2 separate regions of the Mus musculus genome follow, and region 2 is linked to region 1. A link is a loop called in an ENCODE intact Hi-C map of the cell type or tissue named here. Cell type or tissue: gastrocnemius. All regions are shown on one strand.

The links. Peaks named below come from ENCODE experiments on the same cell type or tissue, not always from the same donor. Only the 100,000 strongest peaks of a DNase experiment are listed, where the experiment ranks them.
Region 2: it touches region 1 in a loop (4-fold over the local background); 10 of 42 quality-filtered maps call a loop at or near these places.

Annotation. Positions count from the first base shown.
Region 1 is chr6:39,720,617-39,728,616 of GRCm38, forward strand. It overlaps Braf (Braf transforming gene), which reads right to left and starts at 4,847. Exons shown (of 22, transcript NM_139294.5): 1 at 4,491-4,847. The coding sequence starts at 4,679. In gastrocnemius, no CTCF peak of the experiment used is centred here; DNase peaks (open chromatin) are centred at 3,568, 3,813, 4,458 and 4,830; H3K4me3 peaks cover 2,379 bases; H3K27ac peaks cover 1,888 bases.
Region 2 is chr6:39,587,227-39,595,226 of GRCm38, forward strand. Adck2 (aarF domain containing kinase 2) reads left to right here. Exons shown (of 8, transcript NM_178873.3): 8 at 143-1,543. The coding sequence ends at 283. Ndufb2 (NADH:ubiquinone oxidoreductase subunit B2) reads left to right here and starts at 5,339. Exons shown (of 4, transcript NM_001358797.1): 1 at 5,339-5,486. The coding sequence starts at 5,389. In gastrocnemius, no CTCF peak of the experiment used is centred here; DNase peaks (open chromatin) are centred at 4,916, 5,341 and 5,576; H3K4me3 peaks cover 2,535 bases; H3K27ac peaks cover 1,919 bases.

The sequences.
Region 1 (8,000 bases):
CTGGGGCTTTCCAGAAGAACCAGCATAGGTGAACTGGGCAAGAGGAAAGAATACGGGACTGCAAACAATTTAACTTTTGAGGAAGGCAAAATCTAGCAAGAGCTGCTGACAAAAAGGCTTATCCTAACAGGAATCCAGGAATAGGAGCAAACAAGATTTCTAAAACGAAGGGGATTATGGCAAGAGGTTCACGAAGTACTCACTTAAATCAATATTAAGTTGTCAACGAAACAAAACACATTTCTGCAGCTCTAAAGGAGAAAACACGTTTATGATTGGAGATAAAGGGGAAAGAAGAATGAGCAGGCGCTCGGCTCCATTGTGTGACTTGGTAGGTAACAAGCCTTAGAAAACACCAGAGCACAGTGAAAGCAACACGGACTTTCTTCTTTGTCACTGAGAACATGGCTTTTCAGCTGCCATTAGACTATTTGTCCTGATCGTAAAACGGTGGAGAGAAAAACAAGCAGAGTCTGATTGCTCTCGTCTGCTGTACTACTGTAATCTTTCTGGCCTCCAAACACAATTAAATCAAATCTGCAATTACATTTAAGACATTCCATAATCCAAGTGTCCAGTCCAACATTCCTTTTGGTCGACTTAAAATAGATTGCCAGCATATATAAGCAACTGATACAAGATAACTCTTTTTAAATAAAAGGGTGAATGGATGCCTAAAGGAAGGTGTTAAGTCAGGAAAAAGAAATGGGTTCAGAAAGGAAGGAACACAGCCATGCTGAAGACAGCCAAGCCACTTCATAGCTTCCCCCTCCAAAGGAAATCTTTGCATATACCTAGACAAGTATTAATAGCAACAGCTAAAATTTACTGTGCACACACACACCTTCTTACCTTAGTGAGAATACCACTTTCCAGAGGTATGATGCAATCTAACCTGGCAGGGTTCACAAAGATGTATTTTAATACAGTGGGCCTCATTATAAAGTAGATCCCATCCTAGAATATTCCCTAGCCAATGCATTATTATAATTATACAGCTTAGCCAAGGCTGGCTAAGAGATCTTGAAAACAAAAAATAATACAGTTGCAATTGCATTACAGTTTTAAGAAACTCTCTTCTCTGAAAACACAGCATGAAAGGCACAGGTAATAAATATCACACCCTTGTATCACACATTTTAAATAATACATACATTATTAACCATCTGGTAATATTATACCATGTGCCATGCCTTACCATATAGTCACAAAAAAGTACCATCAAGGAAATATAAATGGTCAGAATTAAATGCTTAACAGTAAGATTATAAGATACTGAATAAACATTTAGTAAACTCTTGTTATTTATCAGAATATTTTATTTTGGAAACCTATATAGTAATACAAATAGGCCATGAAATCTGTTTATTCTCGAACATAATTTTACATACAAATGTCTACATTCTATGTCGAAGATGCTTGATAACAGCAACTAAAAATAATAATAACCTAATGTCCAAAAAAGTTATCAGTTAAATGATACTTTATGTAGGGACACATAAGTTTTGCTGTACTATTGTTTCAAAAGTTACAAGTCTATATATAAAATGCATTGTGCAAGCACTAGTTGTAATACATGCAAATATTTATAGCAATTATATATTATGGGCACTTTTTGTACTTTTTCCCTAATTTTTCAATAATGGATATGTTTTCCTTTTGTAATTACTTTTTGGTACAGCTGAAATTTCTCTTTGACAAACTTTTTTAAACCCAGGTAAGATAAAAATGTATAATAAAATGTCATTAAACACATTCACAGATTTTCATCTTTCCATCTACTTTAGTAACTAAAGATATTCCTTTAAGTTCATAATAAAAGACAATTAATTAAAAGACCACAGGATACTTCAGTTTCCTCTGAGTTGATGTTAACTTTAAACTTGTTGGGTAGAGGGCACATGCTAGTAATTCCAGCCTTAAGAAGTGGCAGAAGGATCAGAAGTTTTAACTACAGCCTCAGCCACACAGAGTTTCTGACAAGCCTGGGCTCCACCATACTACTTTCCGGAAGAATTTATTTTGTTATGTATATTTGTCATATTTTCTCTTTTTATAGCATCATCAAACATTAAACCCTGGGAAGGGGGCAATGGGAAACATCTGCTTTTAACTAAATAAAGAATACAGTTTCAGGAGATACAAACATGCCTTCAGTTATTGGTGATTTAATTTAACTTCATCTAGCCTAGAGGTCCTCAGGCAGTGTGGTCCATGGGGATTGCCTAGAAAGTGTCAAACAGAAAGTAACAACCCTAATACTCACTACTTCAGAAAGAAGACAGGAGGGGCCAAGGTAAGGGACCCACCCCAGTGCTCTAGCTCTCCCAAGTAAATAGCAAAATCTTCCAAACAGAAATGCCAACTGTCCTAATACCCTGACGCAAAGTTCTCAAGTCAGTGTCACATCCCAGAATTATCCTTGTCTAACTCCATCCATCAACCTGCCCATACTTGGATCCTGGTCCTCACACATCTATACAGTTCAAGACAACCAAGCATGTGCAGCATAGTAAAACCCAGAGACACCTGTGCCTAGTAAGACAAAGGCATATCCGATTCCTGGAGAAAATAGACGGCAGATGTGACCCCTAGCATTTCTCCATTAAAAACAATGTATCCTAAAAATAAATTTCCATGTCAACGGAACAAAGTTGTTTATAAATAAGATGGAATGTGGAGGTGTGGGGAAGACAAGAGGAAGTGTCAGCAAGTGAAGTACCAAAAGCCAGGAAACAAGACGGAATGGATGGTAACTAGGGATAAGGGAGCTAGGAAAGGGATGAGGGAAAGAGTGTTATCCTTAGACTGGAGAAGAAGCCGAGGGAAATAAATGCAAATGGAAACTGACCTGAGCATGAATTCAAGTGGTACGTTGGAATTATTTCAAATTAAGAAATAAGAAAAAAAAAAAACTGTGAGAAATGTAGGGTGGCTCAAATGATGGTACTGAACACATTCTGGGTAGAGATGGTATCAAAAGATGGAAAACAAACATTATTGCAAACAGACTGCTAACGATAGATGGAGAGTGGAGGATGAACATCCCAAGTAAATATAATGAAGCAGGAAAAAGAACACTGTAGAGATAAGGAGGTAGTACGAGAACTGGGAAACTTAAGTAGCAAGTTTATCTTTAAACAAAATTTATCTTCAAGTAAAATCAACAGAAACAAGTCACTCTCGACAACTGTTTGTAAAATACCGTATTCTAGCCAATTGTTTGTAAGATATGGTATTGTTTATGCGATACAGTGCCCAAATGGTAAATGTAGTAAGTTTTACATACAGAGAAAAGAGAATAAATTAGGTAATTTGACAATGTAATAAGTTGAATGATACAAGGACTACCAAAAGCCAAGTACTAAAGACTGGTAAACACGAAAGATGGGACGAAAATGGGAGCGAGCCAGATCACTTAAACCCACTAAAAACAAGCTAGCACGCAAGCAAGCAAGCAAACAAACAAACAAACAAACAAACCCACGAAGGATATCAACTGAGGTGTGTATGTGCACTGAAAGACTAACCCAAACTGCCAGCAGTGCAAGGGAGCAAAGGGCCAAGTGAAACCTGATGGAATCTTGACAGCTTTGGGGTTCAGGGAGTGAATAGCTTGCAAAGTGTCCAAAAGGATTTGTGAAGATAACAACGGATTACAAGGTGACGGTGCAGTGGAATGAAGTAGAGGCACTCAAGGGGACTAGGGCAAGAGAAGAGCAAAAATGCTCTTCCGTGGAAACTAAGGTTAGAAGCAAGTAGGTACAGTTGAGAAATGAGCGGGGTGGTGGATGAGGATAGAGGTTTACGGGTCAGCAAGGGAGCACTGACAAACAGTATTATTCGGGGATCAGAGACCAGGATGGGAAAAGCTTCGGAACAGTAAAATTTGGGGCTGAAAAAGTAAAGACTACACCAAAAAAAAAAATCATCCCCTGGGCAAAAACCGGTCAAAAGAAAAATCCCCCAAACAAGTAGCAAAGTGGGAAGGGGACAAGGGCCTGCAAAGGGAAGATAGTGAGGAGAGTGGAAAGATGCGCTCCGTCATCCCCAGGATCAGGGAGTAATCGCACACGGCGGTTCCTAGGGCTAGGGGACCAAGGGGTACTGCCCTGGCCACTAAGCTCCATCCTCGACGCCGTCCCTGCCGGCTAGCAAAAAGGAAAACATCTCAGGGATGCAGGGCTGGAAGCCTCAGCCAGGCGTGACCTTCTCCAACCCAGAGTTTCGCCCCCTCTGAAAAGGCTCCAGCTCTGCCCCCACTGCCCCAATCCCATCTGGGTGGGGGCCGGGGAACCCCCCTGGGCCATCGTGTGTGTTTACGTAGCGAGGAGCTACAAGACAGAGGGGGACACTCGGCCGATAACCACCTCCCCGCCGGCTACCAAGCACTGCCGGGGCTCCTTCTGCTGCCTCGGTCCCTCGCATAAACACTGGCCCGCCGAGCCCCTGACGCGCGAGCACTGGGGGGGGATGGCGCCGCCACTCACCTCTTCAGGAATGGCCGGGTCCGCAGCCGAAGAGGCCGCGGCGCCAGCGCCGGCCTCCGGCTCCATGTCGCCATTGAACAGAGCCTGGCCCTGCTCGGCGCCGCCGCCGCCGTCGCCACCGCCACCGCCGCCGCCACCGCCGCCGCCGCCACCGCTGCTGCTGCCACCGCCGCCACTCAGCGCCGCCATCTTCGAAGCGCGAGCCGGGCCGAGCGGCCGCCGCGGGGCGGGGAGGGGGAAGGGAGGCGCAGGGCGGGCGGAGGCGGGCGCGGAGGCGCGGGGGGCGTGGGCGGAGCGGCCGGGGCGGAGGCCACCTCTGGAACCCGCCGGCGGCCCCGGCGCAGCCGAGCCTGAGGGGATTTGGGGGGGGGAGGGGGCGGAGACGACGAGGAGTCGCCGCGGCAACGGCGTCACCCGCATGTCACGGTCGTGACGTCACCTGGGTGCGTGACGTCATCCGAGGAGCACCCTCGCGCCGCTGTCGCCAGGGGAGTGTTCCTTCTCCTCCAACCACCCTCGCGCTCACACGTTTCTACCCGCACAGTTTCCATGGCTCCGGCTTCCTATTTTTTCTCAGCCTGTTCTGTCATGTGGGATTTACTAGAAGAGCAGGGGGTGGTGTTTTAAAGAAGTTAAAATCCTAGAGGGAAGAAGGCCGGAAAGTCTGTAGTACTTATTACTGCCGTTACAAAGAAGCTCTGGGTGTCATAAAAATAAGACCTTAAACGCCAAGGTTGAAACATCAGCCAAGCCAAATTTCATAGAACTGTCTTGGAGCAGCTAAATTCTCAGTATGGTGTTTGTATCCTGTCCCTAAAGGACTTGATCTGTTGAAGTATAAATGAAAATCTAAAGCTGGTCTTCAGGGTATTTATTGCCTAGTTTCAGTCATTTACTATCAATTGGCTCCTTCCATGCACTAGGACCTGAGGAGAACACATGACCATTTTAGACATCTTATGCATCATAGCTAATTTTTATTCCAAAGAAAATAATTTAAAATATTTTGTAGATCCTGACTGATCCAAGGCATTCTCTTCAAACTGTATATGAAAAAAAGAATTGGGAGAAGAGAATTAAATCATCTCAGAGAAGCCCAAGTTGCAGAAATTAAACCCAATTTCTTTATGTAAATTACATGGTTAAAGTACGTTTAACCAAAGAAGGAAATAATGGAGAGAGGAAGTGTGTTAAGAAAAAGAGAAAACAGGAGTGAAAAACAGAAGCTACCAACACTATTCAGGAATTTCCAGTTTAACTCTTGAGTTGAGTTGTCTGTGTGTCTGTGTGTGCACTTCTATTAATGGAAAGGGGGATGGTCGCCACCAACCTCTTTATTGCATTTAGGATGAGTTGAAAGGTAGAAAGCTTCTGACAATAGGATGTCTGCCTATTTGGTCTGATCAGCACAGGCCCGGCAACTGATGCTTTGCTTCAAGGTAAGCAGTGCACGTGTGGCTGCTTGGTGAATCAAAGCATTACGTTCTTGTGTATTGAAAAAAAATGCCACCAATCAAATAGCTATTCTGTGTTTGCCAATGACATTGTACATTCTCTTCCAAGCAGGGACATTCCCCTGAGAGCTACATTTAAGTCAGAAGATGATCTGACAGATTCGAGTGAAGGAGATGATCACAGATAGAGACTATATTATCAAGCTATGCTAGTTTAAGGCAGTTTTTAAAAACCATAAATACATAATGTCTAAGCATACTAAAATAGGGCCAACAACCAGGCAAGGGACACTTCCTCCTTGATTTTGTCTGAAACACAACTGTTGGGGTTTTGGGGTATTGTTGTTGTTTGTTGTTGTTGTTTAGTCCCTAACTGTCCAGGTTTACTTTAGGAAATTATTCCCTAAGAATGTATCATTATAACATTTTTTTTTACAACATTAAAATTTCTAAGACATTTCTCTTTTGTTTTGTTTGAGACAGGGTTTCTCTGTGTAACAGCGCTTGGCTGTCCTGGAACTTGATTCCCAGAGATCTGACTACCTCTGCTTCCTGAGTGCTGGGATCAAAGGCATGTACCCCCATGCCCTGCCTCTAAGACATTTTCCATGGTTCCATTTTAAACAACATCCTTATCAGCATCAGTCTATACAGTGATCACGTCTTATGTGATTATTTCTTCACAGGATGGCTGGCCTCATCCATTTAAGATGGATTCTGTTAGTTTCCACTCATTCAATTTTTTTTCCTTGTGTGTTGGTTAGTTTTGTTAACTAATGGTGTTCCTGCTGTATGTGTGTGTGTGTTTCCTCACCCTCAGTAAAGGCCTTTCTTCAACTGCTGATCCTGTCTGCTCCTGCTGGCTATGTTTGAGATTTCTCCACTGCTACCAGACAAGCTTAAGATCTTTCCTGCCTTTTACTCTTTAACTGGCAGAGAAAAGTAAATAAAGACCCCGATTGTTAACATTTTTGAGACCTTGTCCAGGATTTCTGGTCCAGGACCACCAACTCATCAAAGTTGTCACTTAGATGCTGATGTCTAGTGACTTTAACAAATAGAATCTGCATGTCACTCAGATTTGGCCTATGTAGCCCACTTCCATTGGACATTACCTCTGGTACGTGGGCAGAGATGTCTACTGCTGATGATACATCTCTCATGTGACACTTCAAGAATACATACTACCAGCTGAGCACTGGTGGCACATCCCTTTAAACCCCAGCACTCAGGAGGCAGAGCCAAGTGACCTCTCTAAATCAGAGGTTGGTCTGGCCTACAGATTGAGTTCCAGGACAGCCAGGGCTATACAGAGAAACCCTGTCTCAAACAAGACAAAACAAAACAAAAACAAGAAACAAACAAACAAAAAGAATATACAGTATTGCCAAAGGCTGTTTTAGGTTCTAGATCATTGCCAGTGGTTAAGTTTTATCCTGAGCCCTTAGGTCAGGCCTCCTCTGAGGCACTTTGACTGTTGCCCCTCAATTCTCATCCCTTTGGTCAGCTCAAAGCAAGTGAGAAGCCTGTCCCCCAAACCCCTAACAGCAGTTAGGGTGACCTTTCAAAGGACAGCATGAAGGACTAGGAGTTAGACAGAGTCCTTGGTAGGCAGACATATAGGGAGAAGGGCCATGACTAAGTAATAAAGATGTTGAACTTTCAAGATGGCTGGCTTCTTCCTCCTCGCCCTTCTGACCTGAGACAAAAGCATCACAGCTTAAAACAAAGGCCTTGTGGGCCTTTCTCCTGCCAGCATGCCCCACTGCGGATGGACTGGTTTAACAAGTTCAAGGCCAGATCTGGACAGGTTTACACAATAGATGTGGGCCAATCAGCCGCCCCTGTCTTTCTGCAAACTGACCAGCCCTAAGACCTTTCCGAAACTTGAAAAGCCTGAGACCTGAAGAAGACATGGATTTTCAGCTTCTCGAGCCTGGGATCAGTTTTGTGTAAGACATTTTTCTCTATACCTGCTACATATATTTGTCTACTTCCTCTAATAAAAGCTGTTCTTCCTCTGCAATAATACATAATTCGTAAATAATAGCCAGGC
Region 2 (8,000 bases), 130 kb before region 1:
AGTATACCCTTCTGCCTGCTGGGAGGGAGGTGGGGAGATGGGAGAATTCCATGGACAGCACAAGCGAGGCTCAGCGATGTGGTTGTCCAGGGTACTCAGCTGCGTCCGAGGTCGGAGAAGAACTGCTGTTTCTCTGTTCCAGGTAAAGCTGGAGAGCAACTTCGCCTCCATTGTGGTTGCCATCATGGTGCTGGAGGGGCTCGGCCGCTCACTGGACCCCACGCTGGACATCCTAGAGGCAGCAAAACCCTTCCTCTTCAAAGGGCCAGCATCATTCCTGTGACAGTGGCAGTGTGCACACAGTGAAGGCAGATCCTCAGGGTCTGCCCTTTGGCAGCTAAGACACCTAAAACTGGATGTGTGGCAGAGTCACCACCGCTTTCCCAGCGAGCCAGCTTCAGGGTCTGCTTAAAAACCGGGTTATTTTAGGGCATAAAGGGAGGGACGCTGGAACTGGTGCCAGGGGCACTATTTCAGGAAAAATGGTCTGTAAAAGACGACAAAATACATTTACTTATTTTGTTTTTCTGTTTTCTTCTTCTTAAAAAAGGTGTGTGTTGCATCTTGTCTGCCTGCCTGCCTGCCTGTATCTATGTGTATGTAGATACCTACTGAAGGCCAGGTGAGACCATTGTGTCCTTTGGAGTTATAGGCAGTTGTGAATGCTGGGAAATGAATTTAGGTCCTCTCAAGAGCAGCAGAGTGCTACTAACCACTGAGCTATCTCTTCAACCCTTCCTTGGTCCCTCCCTCCCTCCGTCCCTTCCTTCCTTTTTAAATTGCATGTACTTGTGTAGGAGGAGGGGCTGTGGCAATCAGAACCACAGGGATTTCTAGGGATTGGACTCAGGACTTAAGCCTGGCATCGAATGCCTTCAGTTCAGCCATCCTGCTGCCTGTTTTTCTTTTTTCTTAACCCTCACACTCTTTGGTCCTCTTTGCTGGTGGTTCTTACCCTTAGACTTAGGTTAGAAAATGCCATAAAATCCTGTAGACCACAATTTCCAATTTTTTTTTTGAAAATTATGTATGCAGTTAGGCAGTGGTGTCACACACCTTTAATCTCAGTGCTTGAGAGGCAAAGGCAGGCAGATCTTTGGGTTTGAGGCCAACTAAGTCTACAGGGTGAGTTCCAGGACAGCCTGGACCACACAGAGAAACCCTGTCTTGAAAAACCAAAAGAAAAAAAAAGTCTAGATTTGACAAAAAGTTGAAAGCCAGTTTAAGTTTTATATGGGCACTGTCAATACTAGAGAAATTTTGAAAGCACAATTGGCAATTTAATGGGTTCAAGTTATCTTGACAATTTTTAATATTTGCTAATTTCTTCCTGAATTTATTTTTCAGTGTTAAAATAATGAGGCTGGTGGTATAGCTCCACAGTGGAGGCTTAGTCCACCAGGTCTGCGGCTCCAGGTTTAATCCTCAGCACCACCTACCCCATCAGTGACTGCTGTAGAGCCAACGACTTCCTCTCTTTGTTGGTGGGGAGGGGATGCAGCAAGTCTTTAGGAAATAAAGTAAACATCATTTCTCTTTTCTCATACATCCCCTTTTGTGACTTATTAAGAAAGATGAGTGAGGGCTGGAGAGACAGTCCAGTGGCTGAATGAGGTCCTGAGTTCAATTCCCAGCACCCACATGGTGGCTCACCACCATCGATAGTAGGATCTGATGTCCTCTTCTGTCATGTATGCATACATGCAGACAGCACTCATATTCATGAGTGAATAAACGTCAGCCTACCTGTAATACTTTAATACCAGAAGAGGAGAGAGTACTAAAGGAATAGGAATTTTCCTGAGAACAAGCTCTGGGCCTTCTAATATCTTAAGTGACTTGTGCAGACGGAGGGCTTTGGTGTTCAGAGGAGAAAGATTACTTGCCCTAAATCACAAGGTTAATTGCCACAGCTGGGGTTTGGACGAGATACCTCCCAATTCCTAAGCTCTTTTTACTGTGTGTGCCTGTGATGTGTACGTGTGGGTATTGAGGTCAGAGGCGTTGGTTCTCTCCTTCCACCATGGATTCTGAGGAGGAACCAAGGCTGTAAAAATAACTTTTTTTCTTTTGTTGTAATTGTCTGGGAAGCTTACAGTCTCTGCTAACTAAGCCTAGTCCTGGAGGCTCCTGGCCTCTGTAAAATCTAATCTGGACCTAGACTGTCCTCAGCCTCTGAGACTGACTGCTGAACCAGCTCACCCTTTCTACCCTTTTCTCAACTCTGGCTGGCTGGATCAACTCAGCTGTCTGGCTCAAACTCCTCTCCAAGCTGATTTACTCAACCTGGCTTTTCTCTCGGCCTCTGAATTGCATTGCTTTGCCTCAAACTAACTCTAGCAATCGTTCCTAATCTTCTGGTTCCTTCTCATTCTCTTGCTCGTTCTGTCTTTACCTGTATTTAGCTTGTTCTCTCTTTAATCTGTCTCTGTAAAAGTCTCCCAGTAAACTGCCTCTTCCCTCTCTGTGCTGCTCTACTCTCTCAACTCTCCTGTATTCCTGCACTGCCTCTCCCTTCAGTAGCTCCCCTTCCCTCTCTCTTGTGAGAGTTGGTCATCCTCTATTCTGTCAAATCTTTCTGTGATTCATCACTTTGTCTGCCACTCAATTAGACATCACTTTTTTTTTCTTTTTTTTTTTTTTTTTTGGTTTTTCAAGACAGGGTTTCTCTGTATAGACCTGGCTGTCCTGGAACTCACTTTGTAGACCAGGCTGGCCTCGAACTCAGAAATCTGCCTGCCTCCCGAGTGCTGGGACTAAAGGCGTGTGCCACCATGCCCGGCTAGACATCACTTTCAAACATGGGTGCTTCCTTCTACAAGCTAACTTTACCTTCATTGTTTGGGATTAAAAGCGAGTACTAAGGGTGTGTCTATATTCCAACCAGAAGGATTAAATGTGTGTCCTAAGGGCTGATCCACACCACAACTAGAAATAGGTTCAAATATCCTGTAACAACCCAGGTTATTAGGTATGCATGGCCAACCTGTTTACACATGGAACATCTCACGGGTCCTTTATGGCCTCTTAGAAATATAAGCTGTGTTTGTTCTGTGGTCTTGCCTGGAGCTAGACAGCTATGTAGTTTGAGACGTGAGCTTTCCATTCACGATCTGTCTCTCTTAGTGGTTTGTACGAGTTGTTAAAAAGAGTGGTGGACAGTAGCTCAGAGAAAACCATGCCATTGACTATAAACTGGAAAGTCAACTTCCATCCATAGAATTCTACAGGTTCAGGTTTAACCCAAGGCTTGTATTTAGCAGACACAGTTTGCCAGTCAAAAGTCAGTATTTGGGAGCCAAAAGTTGGTGGGATGGAGTCAGGTTTAGAAAATGGAGGGGCTATTGTCTTTAAAAGCTTTGAGGAGCTAAAGAAAAAGATTCCTATTTAGTAAAGCCAGTGAAGTAGCTTAGCAGGTTCCAAGAATAGAGGTGTGTTCGGCCACACCTTCTGGTCTGAGTTCATGGGACCTGCATGACAAAGGAGAACCAATTCCTGCAGATTTCCTCTGACTGCGTGGATGCAGTGGCAACACACACACACACACACACACACAAATAAAATAATGGAAGCCTGGATCTCAGATGGCAGAAGAAGAGAATAATCTCTTGATTGACTGTGCTCTGATCACCACATTTATGCCATGGTACATGTGAGCCCACACATAACAACACTCAAGGTCTCCCTTGGGTTTGACTCCTAGGACAGGTTTCCTGTTACATAAAAGGGCAAAGAGGCCCACATATGGGCACAGAAGGCAAATTATCAGTCATATTTGATGCTTCCAAGTCACTAAATTCAAGTCTGGCCTTGATGAGTACTTGACTCTTGAATATGAAACATCATAGCAAATTTCTAATATGTGATGTTGGTACACTAATGTTATAACCTAAAACTGCATGTTCTTCAAATCAACCAACCCAAACCATAATGTACCAGGGAAGACCTTGTTGGAATCAATATTCTTGGTATCACACACACCCCTACCCACTAGATCATAGCGAAAGTAATCCTGCAAAGCAACATATTATTATTATTATTATTAATTTTTCTTTTGGTAAAATGTGCCATAACTTACAGTGGCCTTGCAAGCACACTAGGGCGGGAAGTTCAGTTGTTATTCTAATACAGGTGATGACTGTGTCTCATCCTATTGGTAGAGTGCGACCTCAGACTCTGCCATGGTTGGATAGTTCCTAATAGATGCAAAGGAAGGAGGGAAGGAAGGGGTCCATAGCTCTTGTCGTCAGAATGGAAGGCCTTTGTGTAAACAGGTTTTCCAGATGATTAAAATACTTGAATAATTTTACAAGGTGGAGATTATTAGAGTATTGACTGTTGGTGTGCTAGCTACTGTTTATAGAAAAAAGTCCGTTTCTCACAACCTCTTGGGGTTAGGAGTAGTCTTAGGTTTGGAGTCTATCCAGATTTCAACAGAGGCAATACTGAGAGAAAAAAGCAGGCCGAGGAAGGCGGACTATTTTAATAGCCAGTGGAGCCTTTGTTTCTTGAAGGAAATCTGAAGTGAGTGAAAAAATTAGTTTTTCTGGAAAGATGACAGTAGGCTATCCTATAGACCTAGTAACTCGGAACAGATATGTATGTCTTGTTTTATGAGGATGAGCTTGAAAATTCATATTCCCTCCCCACTAATGGCCGGAGACTGAGCGCATCTGCGCGTCTACGTGCATCTATTTGTGTTACAGCTCCCACTGCGAGTACATTTCTACGGCTGAAGTCAGGTCTCGATTTGTTGCCATCTTGGTGTTGCATCTTAACTGGACTGCCCTCATGTCCTTATTTTTCTGCTTGCTTATTACATTAATAACAAGAGGAAATGCCAAAAAACCTCGAATTGGCTAAGGCTCGAGGCGTTAGGAACTTTCCCCCATGTTCCTGGCCGACTTATTCCGAGTGTGCCGGGTTGGGTTCCTCAGGTGATTCCCGTGCCACCAGTCCAGGTTCTGAAATTTAACACCCTGGCTGATTAGTCATTCAGAACAATGCTGAAACAACGATGCTATAAAATAAACATTGCGATGTTATAAAATAAACATTGCGTGGTTCAGAAAGGGCTTAGGCCTTTAACAAGGGCCCACAGTGGCAAGAACATGCATGAAAGCACCGTCTATATGAGCCAAAGCAGGGAGCAGCAGTAAGGTCAGCCAAGAGCACCTTGCCAGGCTGTGCCACGAGGCAGCCAGGGCTCCTCCTGAAGGACGACCTATCTGCCCGTTAACCTGGAGCCTCTAAGGTCCGCCAATGGCTTGAACTTGTCCCCTGTGGCCTACCATCAGCCCGGGTAGAGACGCAGTGCGACGCAGTGACGTCACGGGCCGGGACTCGGGGAAGTGACGCATCAGGGGTGGGAACTGCAGTCTTGCTAGTATGTCTGCGCTCACCCGTCTGGTACCTTTCGGCCGCGTCGGAGGCCGCCTGCTCCGGGGCTGCCGCGCGCGGGCGGCTGGAGACAGTGGAGTCCGTCAGTGAGTGTCGGGCGGGGGCGAGGGTTCGGCCGGCTTGAACAGGCAGCGCTGCCATCCGGACGCTGTCACCTTGAAGCAGTCGCCCGGGAGGGTGCGTGAAACTCCGCTGCCGCCCGAGGCATGCTGGGTCTTGTAGTTTTGCCTGGACCGAGACTGGCCTTTTAGTCGGCTTGGTGGGCTAGAGGTGAAGGGATGGCGCAGGGTTGCGGGAGAGAGGCGTTAACTAAGACCCGAGTGATAAGAATCCAGTCCCGCACAGTCTCCCGGACTGAGCCTTCCAAGCAGCTGGCTAGTGGAGGTCCCGAGCGCATGGAGACGGGTGGAGATGGGCTCAGAGACAAGACGGGTCCAGGCAGGGCAGACACGGAGACCTTGAGTCAGTAAGGTAGTATAGTCTGTTCTTTTCACCATTAGGTACATTTTTACGATTAAAATTTGGCACTTTTTTTGAGCCTCACTGTGTAGCCTCGACTGACCTGGAACTCATTAGTGATCCTCCTGTCTCTGCTTTCGGAGTGCTGGGATTAAAGGCGTGCGCCCCCAAGTCAGTGTTTAGATTTGGCACTTTAAATCCTAGATTGGATGCTGTGTCTTACTCATTTTGCCTTCTCTCCACCCGAGATTTGTAATACTTATAGCTTTATTTTGTTGTATTGATCTGTCTCTCAGTCTCTGTCTGTCTCTGTCTCTCTGTCTCTGTCTCTCTCTCGCTCGCATATAACCTGGCAGGTTTTGTCCACCGAGATTTCTTTTAAGATCTTCATACCGTTTTGGGGATGCTTCCCGTCCAGTTTCACTACTTAGCTTGGATTTCCCTTACCTCCAACGGGGGAAGAAGGGTTCCACTATTCATCTAAGTTCCCAGCCCTTGGTTTGGGTTTTTGGGCCACAAAAGGTCCAACCCAGCAATAGTTCAGGTGGAAACTTACCTGAAGTTTGGCTTCTGGTAACTAAGTTTCAGTTTCCTTCTCGTTGATTTATTATTACTTTTCGCCCTTTCATTATGGGGCTACAGCTTGATTCAGGAGTCTAATGATAGACCACTTGTCTTGGGTCTCTGAGTCGTCAGAGTGGGATCCCTGTGAATGCCAGCTTCAGTACTGGCTTCCCAGGCATTTGTGCTCAGTTACTGATACTTTTTTTTTTTTTTTTAAGATTTATTTATTTATTATATGAAAGTACATTGTAGCTGTCTTCAGACACTTCAGAAGAGGGAGTCAGATCTCGTGTACGGATGGTTGTGAGCCACCATGTGGTTGCTGGGATTTGAACTCTGGACCTTCGGAAGAGCAGTCGGGTGCTCTTACCCACTGAGCCATCTCACCAGCCCCCCAGTTACTGATACTTGAAAAAGGACCTTTTATTTATTTCATTTTAGCATCATGTTTATTTTAATTGGGAGACCCCTCAGGGTATCTAGATTGCCACAGTGCACTTAGTCTGGCTGAAGCATGACACACAAGTGTTTATTGAGATTTTGCCTTCCTCCTTTCCTCCCCCCACCCCTTTTGGGGACAGGGTTTCTCTGTGTACCCCTGACTACCCTGGAGCTCACTTTGTAGATCAGGCTGTCTTCAAACTCGCAGAGATCTGCCTGCCTCTGCTTCCAGAGTCCTGGGATTAAAGGTGTGTGCCACTATGGTCTGGCTGCACAGGTAGATCTTGGGTAATAACTGTTAAATACAGTTGGCAAACAAGGGAATTACAGAAGCGGCTCTGCTATGTTCTTTAAGTTGTGAAGCAATGACAGCTGACAGAATGGCTAAAAGGAACAGGTGAACATGCTGTGGGGAGGCCTTGTCAGAGGACCAGGAGTTTGAGGCCAGCCTGGCCTACACAGGGAGATCCTGTCTATAAAGGACTAGAGCATGGTGATGGCATTCCTTTAATCTCAGCGTGCAGGAGGCAGAGGCAGAAGGATGATGAGTCCCTGGCCAACTTGGGCTAAATAGTGAATTCAAGGACAGCCTGGGCCACATGGCGAGGTTGCCTCGTTAAAAATCACCTCTCACACCATCGATAACTAAGATCTCATTCAGAGCCTTCCAACTGGACATGCTATCAGCTGGGCAAACACTTACACAAAAATAGATCTTTATCACCAAGACAACTTTAGCTGGTTGGAATTTCAACGGAGGGTTATGGTTTGTGTCTGTGTGTGTATATGTGTGTGTGTCACTTGGGACCAAACCCCTGTTAGGCAAGTACTATATCATCGTGCTATACCCCAAGCACAAGAGTTAGGTCTTTAGTTAATAAAATGGAAAATAAAAACAAAATTATTTAATGTTATTCGCTTGTAGGCAACATTCTTGGGCTTTGTCATCAAAATGCTTATGATCACATTTGTAAAACTGTAAGTCAGCATCTGTCACATAAAGGTGTCTTATAAAGTTCAGACAACAGCCATAAAGTCCAGCGCGGTGCACGTGGTGAATACTGAAGAGCTAGCTAGCGATCTTTCAGAATGGGAGGGAATAATAGAAACAGTCCCAGCTGGTCAACAACCACCAG